Regions from separate parts of the Homo sapiens genome. Here region 1 is linked to region 2. Evidence: chromatin contacts called from ENCODE Hi-C or POLR2A ChIA-PET data. All regions are on one chromosome and are shown on one strand. Each heading gives the region's core, a stretch centred on a gene start or an enhancer-like site at or near the end of the contact. The rest is flanking DNA. Distances are from core to core; before and after follow the strand shown.

Evidence for each region. Hi-C counts contacts between places; a loop is a spot of excess contacts on that map. ChIA-PET counts read pairs that join two places held with the same protein, here RNA polymerase II (POLR2A). Pooled maps may share reads with other maps.
Region 1: a loop to region 2 is called in a map with no recorded cell type, with 2.7 times the contacts of the local background. The contact joins two enhancer-like sites. A Hi-C loop is called at or near these places in 1 of 168 maps with a recorded cell type or tissue (GM12878), 1 of 37 single-sample maps with no recorded cell type and 1 of 50 pooled maps. POLR2A ChIA-PET finds 5 or more read pairs at or near these places in 1 of 52 experiments (Caco-2).

The regions. Positions count from the first base shown.
Region 1 is chr7:75,648,512-75,652,654 of GRCh38, reverse strand. All of the region lies in intron 1 of HIP1 (huntingtin interacting protein 1), which reads left to right. Among named protein-coding and RNA genes, the nearest start is that of HIP1, 88 kb to the left of the region's middle. Within about 2 kb of position 2,361, at least 16 of the 41 ENCODE cell types and tissues checked have a DNase peak (open chromatin) inside an H3K27ac peak, as active enhancers do.
Region 2 is chr7:75,052,753-75,057,368 of GRCh38, reverse strand. RCC1L (RCC1 like) reads left to right here. Exons shown (of 11, transcript NM_030798.5): 9 at 1,295-1,468; 10 at 4,573-4,616. Among named protein-coding and RNA genes, the nearest start is that of RCC1L, 19 kb to the left of the region's middle. Within about 2 kb of position 2,393, at least 13 of the 41 ENCODE cell types and tissues checked have a DNase peak (open chromatin) inside an H3K27ac peak, as active enhancers do.

The DNA.
Region 1 (4,143 bases), core at 1,112-3,611, 600 kb before region 2:
GGTGGCTCATGCCTGTAGTCCCAGCACTTCGGGAGGCCAAGGCAGGAGGATTGCTTGAGCCCAGGAGTTCAAGACCAGCCCAGGCAACAAAAACGAGACACCATTTCTACAAAAAATTTAAAAATTAGCTAGGAGCAGTGGCACGCACCTGTAGTCCTAGCTACTCAGGAGGCTGAGGTGAGAGGATTGTTTGAGCCCAGGAGTTGGAGGCTGCAGTGAGTTATAATCGCACCACTGCACTCCAGATGACAGAGCAACACCCCATCTCTTAAAAAATGAAAATGTAAACTTAAAACAATGAAAAAATTAACATACATATAGTGGTTTTTTTTTTTTTTTTGAGACAGTCTCGCTCTGTCACCCAGGCTGGAGTGCAGTGGTGCAATCTCAGCTCACTGCAACCTCCACCAACTGGGTTCAAGTGATTCTCCTGCCTCAGCCTCCCGAGTAGCTGGGATTACAGGTACACGCCACCATGCCCAGCTAATTTTTGTTATTTTTCATAGAGATGGGGTTTCACCATGTTGGCCAGGCTGGTCTCAAACTCCTGACCTCAGGTGATCCACCTGCCTTGGCCTCCCAAATTGCTAGGATTCCAGGTGTGAGCCACCATACCAGGCTCATATAGTGCTTTTTTTTTTTCTTTGAGACAGAGTCTCGCTCTGTCGCCCAGGCTGCAGTGCAGTGGCGCAATCTCAGCTCACTGCAACCTCCGCCTCACGGGTTCAAGCGATTCTCCTGCCTCAGCCTCCCGAGTAGCTGGGACTACAGGTGCCCACCACCATGCCCAGTGCTTTAATAAAAACAATCACTAACCTTTATATAACAGTAGGTATGCAGGCAATTTTCTAAATACTTTCCATAATATTAACTTAGCGTCAAAACAACCCCAAGAGGTAGCTATGATTAGCCTTGTTTTATAGACAGAGAAACTGAGGCACAGAGAAGTTGAGTGACTTGCCCAAGGCCACACGTAGAATAAGTGTTGCAGCCAGGGTTGCCGCCCAGGGCCTCCTCTGAATTTGACAGTGACCCACCCAAGGCTACACAGATAGGAAGGCAGGACTTGAACTTGGGGTTCTGATGTAAGAACCACTCTGCATTCAGCATCCCTACTTTGGCTTTAGAATCTTGGGATGTTTTTACAGTGTGGAGAATCCTTCTTTTTTTTTTTTTTTTTTTTTTTTTTTTTTTGAGATATGGAGTCTCACTCTGTAACCCAGGCTGGAATGCAGTGGCACAATCTTGGCTCACTGCAACCTCCACCTCCCGGGTTCAAGCGATTCTTCTGCCTCAGCCTCCCGAGTAGCTGGGACTATAGGTGCCCACTACCATGCCTGGCTAATTTTTGTATTTTTAGTAGAGACGGTGGTTTCACCATATTGACCAGGCTGGTCTCGAACTCCTGACCTCGTGATCGGCCTGCCTCTGCCTCCCAAAGTGCTGGGATTACAGGTGTGAGCCACTGTGCCTCAGGTCTTTGAAGACCCTCTCACCCTCCCCCGTTTTCATGCGGACTGAGTCCCCCCATGCCCCTCCCTCCTCCTGTGTGGGCAGCTGTCTCTTGCTAAATGGCTTTGGTTGCAGAGCTCATGTCGTGGCTCTCAAAAAGAAATGTGCGGGATGAATAAGCACCTAACAATAACCCAGAATCAGTTTTTTTGTGTGGTGGGGAGAGGGCTGTGTTTTCCTTTCTCTTCCCTCTTCTCCCTCACTCTGCCCCCAAGGCCAGTAAATTGCTGCTGGCTCACAGCCGGGCCAAGCTGGCTTCCTGTAAGCCGTGATAACATGGAATTAGCTTGGCTGCCACCCTCCCCAGGGCGGGGACACCAGCTCTGAGCCACTACAGGCGACTCTGAGCTGGTACTTCCTGCCCTCAGCCTGGTCCATGCTTCTGGGACACTGCTTTGGAGATAACTGGGCAGAGCCGGGTATGGTGGCTCACGCCTGTAATCCCAGCACCTTGGGAGGCCGAGGAGTTTGAAACCAGTCTGGCCAACATGGCGAAACCCCGTCTCTACTAAAAATACACAAATTAGATGGGCGTGGTGGTGTGCACCTGTAATTCCAGCAACTTGGGAGGCTAAAACAGGAAAATCCCTTGAACCCAGGAGGTAGAGGTTTCAATGAGCCAAGATCGCACCATTGCACTCCAGCCTGGGTGACAGAGGGAGACTCTGTCTCAAAAAAAAAAAAAAAAAGATAACTGGGCAGAGACACATCCCTGGACTTGTCCTCCAGCGGAGAAGCAGTGGAAAAACCTCTCCCCAGTACAAGGCTGGCAGCTCCTGAACTGGGCCATTAAGGGTGCTCCAAATTACCACTTACAGGGAGGAGCTGGCGGGCAGGGGCAGAGAGCTCTGGCAGCCTGGGGCACCCTTGAGGCGAGGTTTCCAGGCTGTTTGCTGACTCAGGGACTTGGCTGAGTGGCTCCCGTCTGTCCTGGTGCCTCTAAAAGGCCCTCTGACCCCTGCTGGCCTCCCGCAGCCTGCCTGGAGAGGCTTTAGAAATTCGGCAGATCTTTGCTTCCCAGAACCCGCCAGCTAATCATGAGATCCTAAGACCAAGCCAGGTGTTTTTCTTAGGGGGTCTATCTTGCAGAATGGTTAGGCTCTGGGGGTGCACCTGGCATCTCCATATAGCTCAGCCACGCTTGAAGTCACCCTTTCCCCTGTGATGTCAAATCTGTGGAAAGGGACCATGGACACCTGTGTTTAATATGGGGGGAACAGCAGTGTCAGGAGGAAAAACAGGTCTATTAATATCAGAGGCAAAGCGTTCAGAGGTCTCCGCCTATGCTGAACTTTTGGCCAAGGGATGGAAAATTCCAGGTGGGAGCTTGGAAATTCCCCGTGTAGGAGAAGCAGTAAGGGAAGTGCCACACTTCCTTGCTTCCTGCAGCCCTCAGCTTCAGCCAAGACCAGGCCGGGGGTTCCTGAGTCCTGGCTGTGGTTGTTCAGTTGTTCATAGTCTTGGCTACACATCACAGCCTCCTGGGGGAGGTTTAAAGTTCTGATGCCCAGGCTGATCCCAGACCCATTACATCAGAATCCCTGGGGCGGGGCCCAGGCTTCCCAGGTAATTGGAGTGTGCAGCTGGGGTGAAGAACCGCAGCTGGCAATAACAACCTCTGTTTTCCTCCACCCTCTGTCTGGCTCCTTTATTTTTGCCCTCTCAGATTCAGAGGTAGGTATGGCTGTGCATAGTGGGTGCTTGGAAAATAGTGTTCAGGGTCATTGCTGCTACTACTGCTAATAGTAATTTAGGTTCACTCAAAGGGCGAGGAGCATTGGAAAAGTGCTTTGCTATGATTTCATTTAAAAATGTTCCAGACCAGCTGCAGTGGCTCACGCCTGTAATCCCAGCACTTTGGGAGGCCAAGGCAGGCTGATCATCTGAGGTCGGGAGTTTGAGACTAGCCTGACCAACATGGAGAAACCCCGTCTCTACTAAAAATACAAAATTAGCTGGGTGTGGTGGCATATGCCTATAATCCCAGCTACTCGGGAGGATGAGGCAGGAGAATTGCTTGAACCCGGGAGGCGGAGTTTGCGGTGAGCCGGAATCATGCCATTGCACTCCAGCCTGGGTAACAAGAGCAAAACTCTGTCTTAAAAAAAAAAAAGTTCCTAGCCTGGACAACTCAGTGAGACCCCATCTCTAAGAAAAAAATAAAAAATAGCCAGTCATGGTGGCATGCACCTGTAGTCCCAGTGAGACCAGGTCTCACTATGTTGCCCAGACTGGCCTCAAACTCCTGAGCTCAAGCGATCCTCCCATCTTGGCCTCCTAAAGTGCTGGGATTACAGGCCTGAGTCACTGAACCTGACCCTGATTCCTCTTAATGTCCCCACTGCCTCCCATTCCCAGGGTCTGCTCTCTGGGCAGGGTGTCTCTGTGCCGCCTTCCTTCCCACAGCACGTCTCATGTCTCTCCTTGCCCCCTTCTTGAAGCCATGGCCCCAATTCAGGCTTCTGTCTTCCTGGCTCACCTCTGCAGCCCCTGACTTCCGGCAGCTTAGGGGGTCTATCATGCAGAATGGAAAGGTTCTGGGGGTGCACCTGGCATCCGCATATGGCTCAGCCGTGCTTGAAATCACCCTTTCCCCTGCGACGTCAAATCTGTGGAAAGGGACCATGGACA
Region 2 (4,616 bases), core at 1,144-3,643:
GATGCAGGAGGATTGCTTGAGGCCAGGAGTTCCAGACCAGCCTGGACAACATAACGAGACCCTGTCTCTACCAAAAAATGGAGAAATTAGCTGGAAGGCTGGGTGTGGTGGCTCACACCTGTAATCTCAGCACTTTGGGAGGCCAAGGCAGGCAGATCACCTGAGGTCAGGAGTTCAAGACCAGCCTGGCCAACGTGGTGAAACCCTGACTCTACTAAAAATAGAAAAATTAGCCAGACATGGTGGTACATGCTTGTAATCCTAGTACTTGGAAGGCTAAGGTGGGAGGATTGCTTGGACCCAGGAGGCAGAGGTTGTAGTGAGCCGAGATTGCGCCACTGCACTCCAGCCTGGATGACTCTGTCTCAATAGAAAAAGAAAAAATGAAAAATTAGCTGGGCATGGTGGTGCACACCTGTAGTCCCAGCTACTCAGAAGGCTGAGGCAGAAAGGTCCCTTGAGCCCAGGAGTTCGAGCTGCAGTGAGCTATGATCATGCCACTGCACTGGGCAACACGGTGAGACCCTGTTTCAAAAAAGGAAGGGACTATGGCCATGGGAAGATGGCATTGGATTAGAAGATGGCATTACAGGGTGTGAATGAAGTTCTTAACAAAAAGCGAATAGTCTGCGATTTATCTGTAGATACATGGCCACAGAGCTGAGTCATCCTAGAGCAAACCTCTGGAGTGGAGAGCGAACTACTTCATTCCCCTCCCTTAGCCTGGGCCAGAGAGACTCCAGCTCTGCCTTCTCCAGCCAAAAAATCAAAGGCAGATGGGAGAACAGCCTTCAGCTTTGGATAACGATGAAATATCTGGCACCACTGATGAATATTAAACTTTCTATAACCAAAACATCATTTCTAAGAGTTTTAAGAATCTGGCCAGACATTGTTGATGTGTTTGGCCTTCTGATCAGTGTGAAACACAGAGCTGTCATTAGGGGGAGAAAACATCCTCCAATTCTCTGGTATTCGTATGGGTTTTCTGGATGATTTATACGCTCGTCCCTTCCAGGTTACTAACCCTCAAGATGTGGGAAGTTTGTGTTCTGAGCCAGGAGAGCTGGCGAGACAGACTCCCCCAGCAAGAATTTAAGCAGGGGAGAGAGAATTATTATTCTAAATCTCTGTCTGCATGTTCTTGCCAAGCAAGGAGGAAAAAAACAAAACAAAAAAAAAACAAAAAAAAACCGTGTGGATGTCATAAACCTTGGTGGTGTAGTTTGAGTTTCTGGTGAGGGAGGTTCTTACTTGGATGGACTTACTGACCCTTGTTTTTACTGTAATGTAGGAGAAGGACATGTTTTTGTCTGGGGCTATGGAATTCTTGGGAAAGGTCCAAACCTAGTGGAAAGTGCCGTCCCTGAAATGATTCCACCCACTCTCTTTGGCTTGACGGAGTTCAACCCAGAAATCCAGGTTTCCCGCATCCGATGTGGACTCAGCCACTTTGCTGCACTGACCAGTAAGTTACCAAGCCCGGTGGCCCTGGTGTGAGCCCAGCAGAGGTTCTCTGTCTCCAGTTCAACCCCAAACTGCGGGCAGCTCTCAGGTTCCACCCATCCAACAGAACGGCGCCTTTGTACTGATAACTCAAGCAAGGGCTAAGCCAGAAGTTGTTTGCCTCGAGGTTGTATAATGTCTTGTTTTCCCCCCCTGGAGTTTTAATTTTGGTTCGTTTGGTTTGTGGGTAGGCTAACGTGAACGTGCATTTTCTCAAGAGAGCACCCGTCGGTGGTAGGAAGGGGCATTGCTAGTACGTCGGGTGCTGGAGGAAACCAGCAGAGGCTTGGCGGATCCATGGGTGGGTGATTAGGAAGTGAATGTGTGGGGCTTAATCCCATTCCCTGGCCGAGCCCAGACCCTGATCTGACCCAGGATATGGGATGGCAAAAGGCCGATTTGTCAGACTGTCCCGTGGTTTCACGGAGGTAAATCTACCGATTTCTCCAAAGTGCCGGGGTAGAGAATGATGAAAGGGGAGAGCAAAATGGAGGTTTTTCCCAAAGGCCTGCCAGATTACAAAGCCACAGAATATCCGCTTACCCTGCAGGGTAAGGGTAAGGAATGTGTCCTTTTCTTGGTTACATCTCTTACTCCACCACAGTTACCGTGGGTTCAATTTGCTGCTCTTTAGTTGACTCGAATAGTAAAACTGTCCTGAATTAATTTCATTCTGTGATTCTCAAGTAAATTAGTTATTTCCTTGCAATTAAAAGAATCTTTTCATCTCATGGCAAGTAATTGTTTTCTTTTTAAACATCCAGGCCGGGACAGTCAGTTGGTGTCATCTTTGGTTGAGTTCTCTGGCCTCATTCCCACGTGGGGCCTGTCCCAGATGCTCACCCTCTGTACCAGGGTCCTAACTGCTATTCACTTATTGTCTGAATTCCAGGCTCCAGAGGCCGTCAAACAGGCAGGCCTGGGTTGTTATGGCTGCCAGCTGGAGTTTTATCTGGCTCTAGGCTGAAGCACTGAAGTGGCAGTGGTCATGACTAAGCCAGAGAATTCCTGGCCACTGCCCAGCCAGAGTGGCCACTTGCATTTGCAGCTGAGTGTAGGTCTCATGAATTCTTTTTTTTTGAGTTGGAGTCTCACTCTTGTTGCCCAGGCTGGAGTGCAATGGCGCGATCTTGGCTCACTGCAACCTCCGCCTCCCGAGTTCAAACGATTCTCCTGCCTCAGCCTCCCAAGTAGCTGGGATTACAGGCACACACCACCACGCCCGGCTAATTCAGTGTCATGAATTCTTAAAGCTATTTTGATTTGATAAATAAGAGTCGTATGGACTAATTTTGGGGGAAACAAATATCTACTTTCCAGAAAGTTCTTAAGGCCTCAACTATGGGCAGAGACACATGTTTAGAAATCTGTGTGAAGCATTTGACTAGAGCAGAGGCTTTTCTATTTGCCCTCATGCCATGTAGCCATTTCAGGTCACAGCGAAATGAAATTCCTTTCTGGATTTCTCCCCGAGACTTAACAGGCCTCCTTCTAAGGGTGAGTTACTGCCTGTTGGTAGACAGAGCCTAGCTGTCTTCCTGCCTGTGTGCCTGGCATTTGCAGATAGCCATCTGGGAATTAGAGTTGGTTGGTTTATCCTGTGGTCTGCTAGCATTTTGGGGAGCCAGGCCGAATTGTTCTATTAAACACCTAAGGGCTAGCTGGGTGCAGTGGCTCATGCTTGTAATCCCAGCACTTTGGGAGGCCAAGATGAGAGGATCCCTCAAAGCCCAGGAGTTCGAGACTAGCCTAGGCAACATAGTGAGATCCCTTTTCTACAAAAAATACAGAAATTAGCTGGGTGTGGTGGTGTGCGCCTGTAGTCCCAGCTACTCTGGAGGCTGAGGTGGAAGGACTGCTTGAGTTTGAGAGTTCAAGGCTGCAGTGAGCTATGTTTGTGCCACTGCGTCGCAGCCTGGGCAGCAGAGTGAGACCCTGTCTCAAAAGCAAACAAACACACACACACAAAAACTATCTAAGGTCTGAGTGTGGAGAACAAGGGGCATGCTTAGATCAGGGGCCTAAGACAGCTTGTAATTATTCCGTACTTCATCAGCCCCAGGTCTTGTAGTCCTGGCTTTTCCATGTCACTTCCTCTGCCTCCCATGACCCAAGCCTTTTGCCCAACAGCTGATGGTGACATGGGCCCAGGAGTGCCCCAGCTGGTGCAGACAGAGTCCCACCTGAAGGCCGGGCTAGGAGAGGCCATCTCCTGGGTTGACCTCTTAAACAGCATCTTGTACTTTTTCTTCATGACAGTTTTTACAGTTTGTAAACATATATTAAAATCATCTGTCTGTTCCGTCTCTGGCCAGTCCCCAGCTCCTGGAACACAGACCTAGACCCAGCACAAGCAGGCACTTGGTCATTAGATGCCCTGTGGCTGAATGCTCCCAAGATATGGACAATCAATCCAGGAATGACAAATTGTCTTACTTTTCACTGTCAAATCAGGAAGCCCAGGGTGTCGCCAGGATTTGTGGAAGGCAGAGTTTGGTGGCACACGATTGTGGGCGGGGCACAAGGGGTGAGCAGAGTGGGCCGTGTGCATCAGTGACCTCCAGCCCCGTGCACCACCCCCAGACCCCAGCTCCATGCACCACCCCCAGACCTGTCCACCACCCCCAGACCCCAACTCCATGCACTACCCCCAGCCCTGTCCACCACCCCCAGACCCCAGCTCCATGCACCACCCCCAGCCCTGTCCACCACCCCCAGACCCCAGCTCCATGCACCACCCCCAGCCCCGTGCACCACCCCCAGACCCCAGCTCCATGCATCACCCCCAGCCCCGTGCACTGCCCCCTGCCCCATCTTCATTTGAGTGCTCATCTCCCACGTGGGTGGATGCAGCAGAAGTCCTGGCCGTGGATGTGTTTTCGATATGGGGACAGCATCTCAGACCCTTACTTTTGCCTTCAAAGAAAGCATGAACGCCTGGTAAAAGCTGAACAGTGGGCTCTGTAGGTATCTGGTTCTAGAAAGCCTGTTCTCATGACCCATCCTCTCCTTGGAGACTTGTTCTTCACACAGTCCCAACCAACCCCTGTTTTCCTCCCTTTGCAGACAAAGGAGAGCTGTTTGTATGGGGCAAGAACATCCGAGGGTGC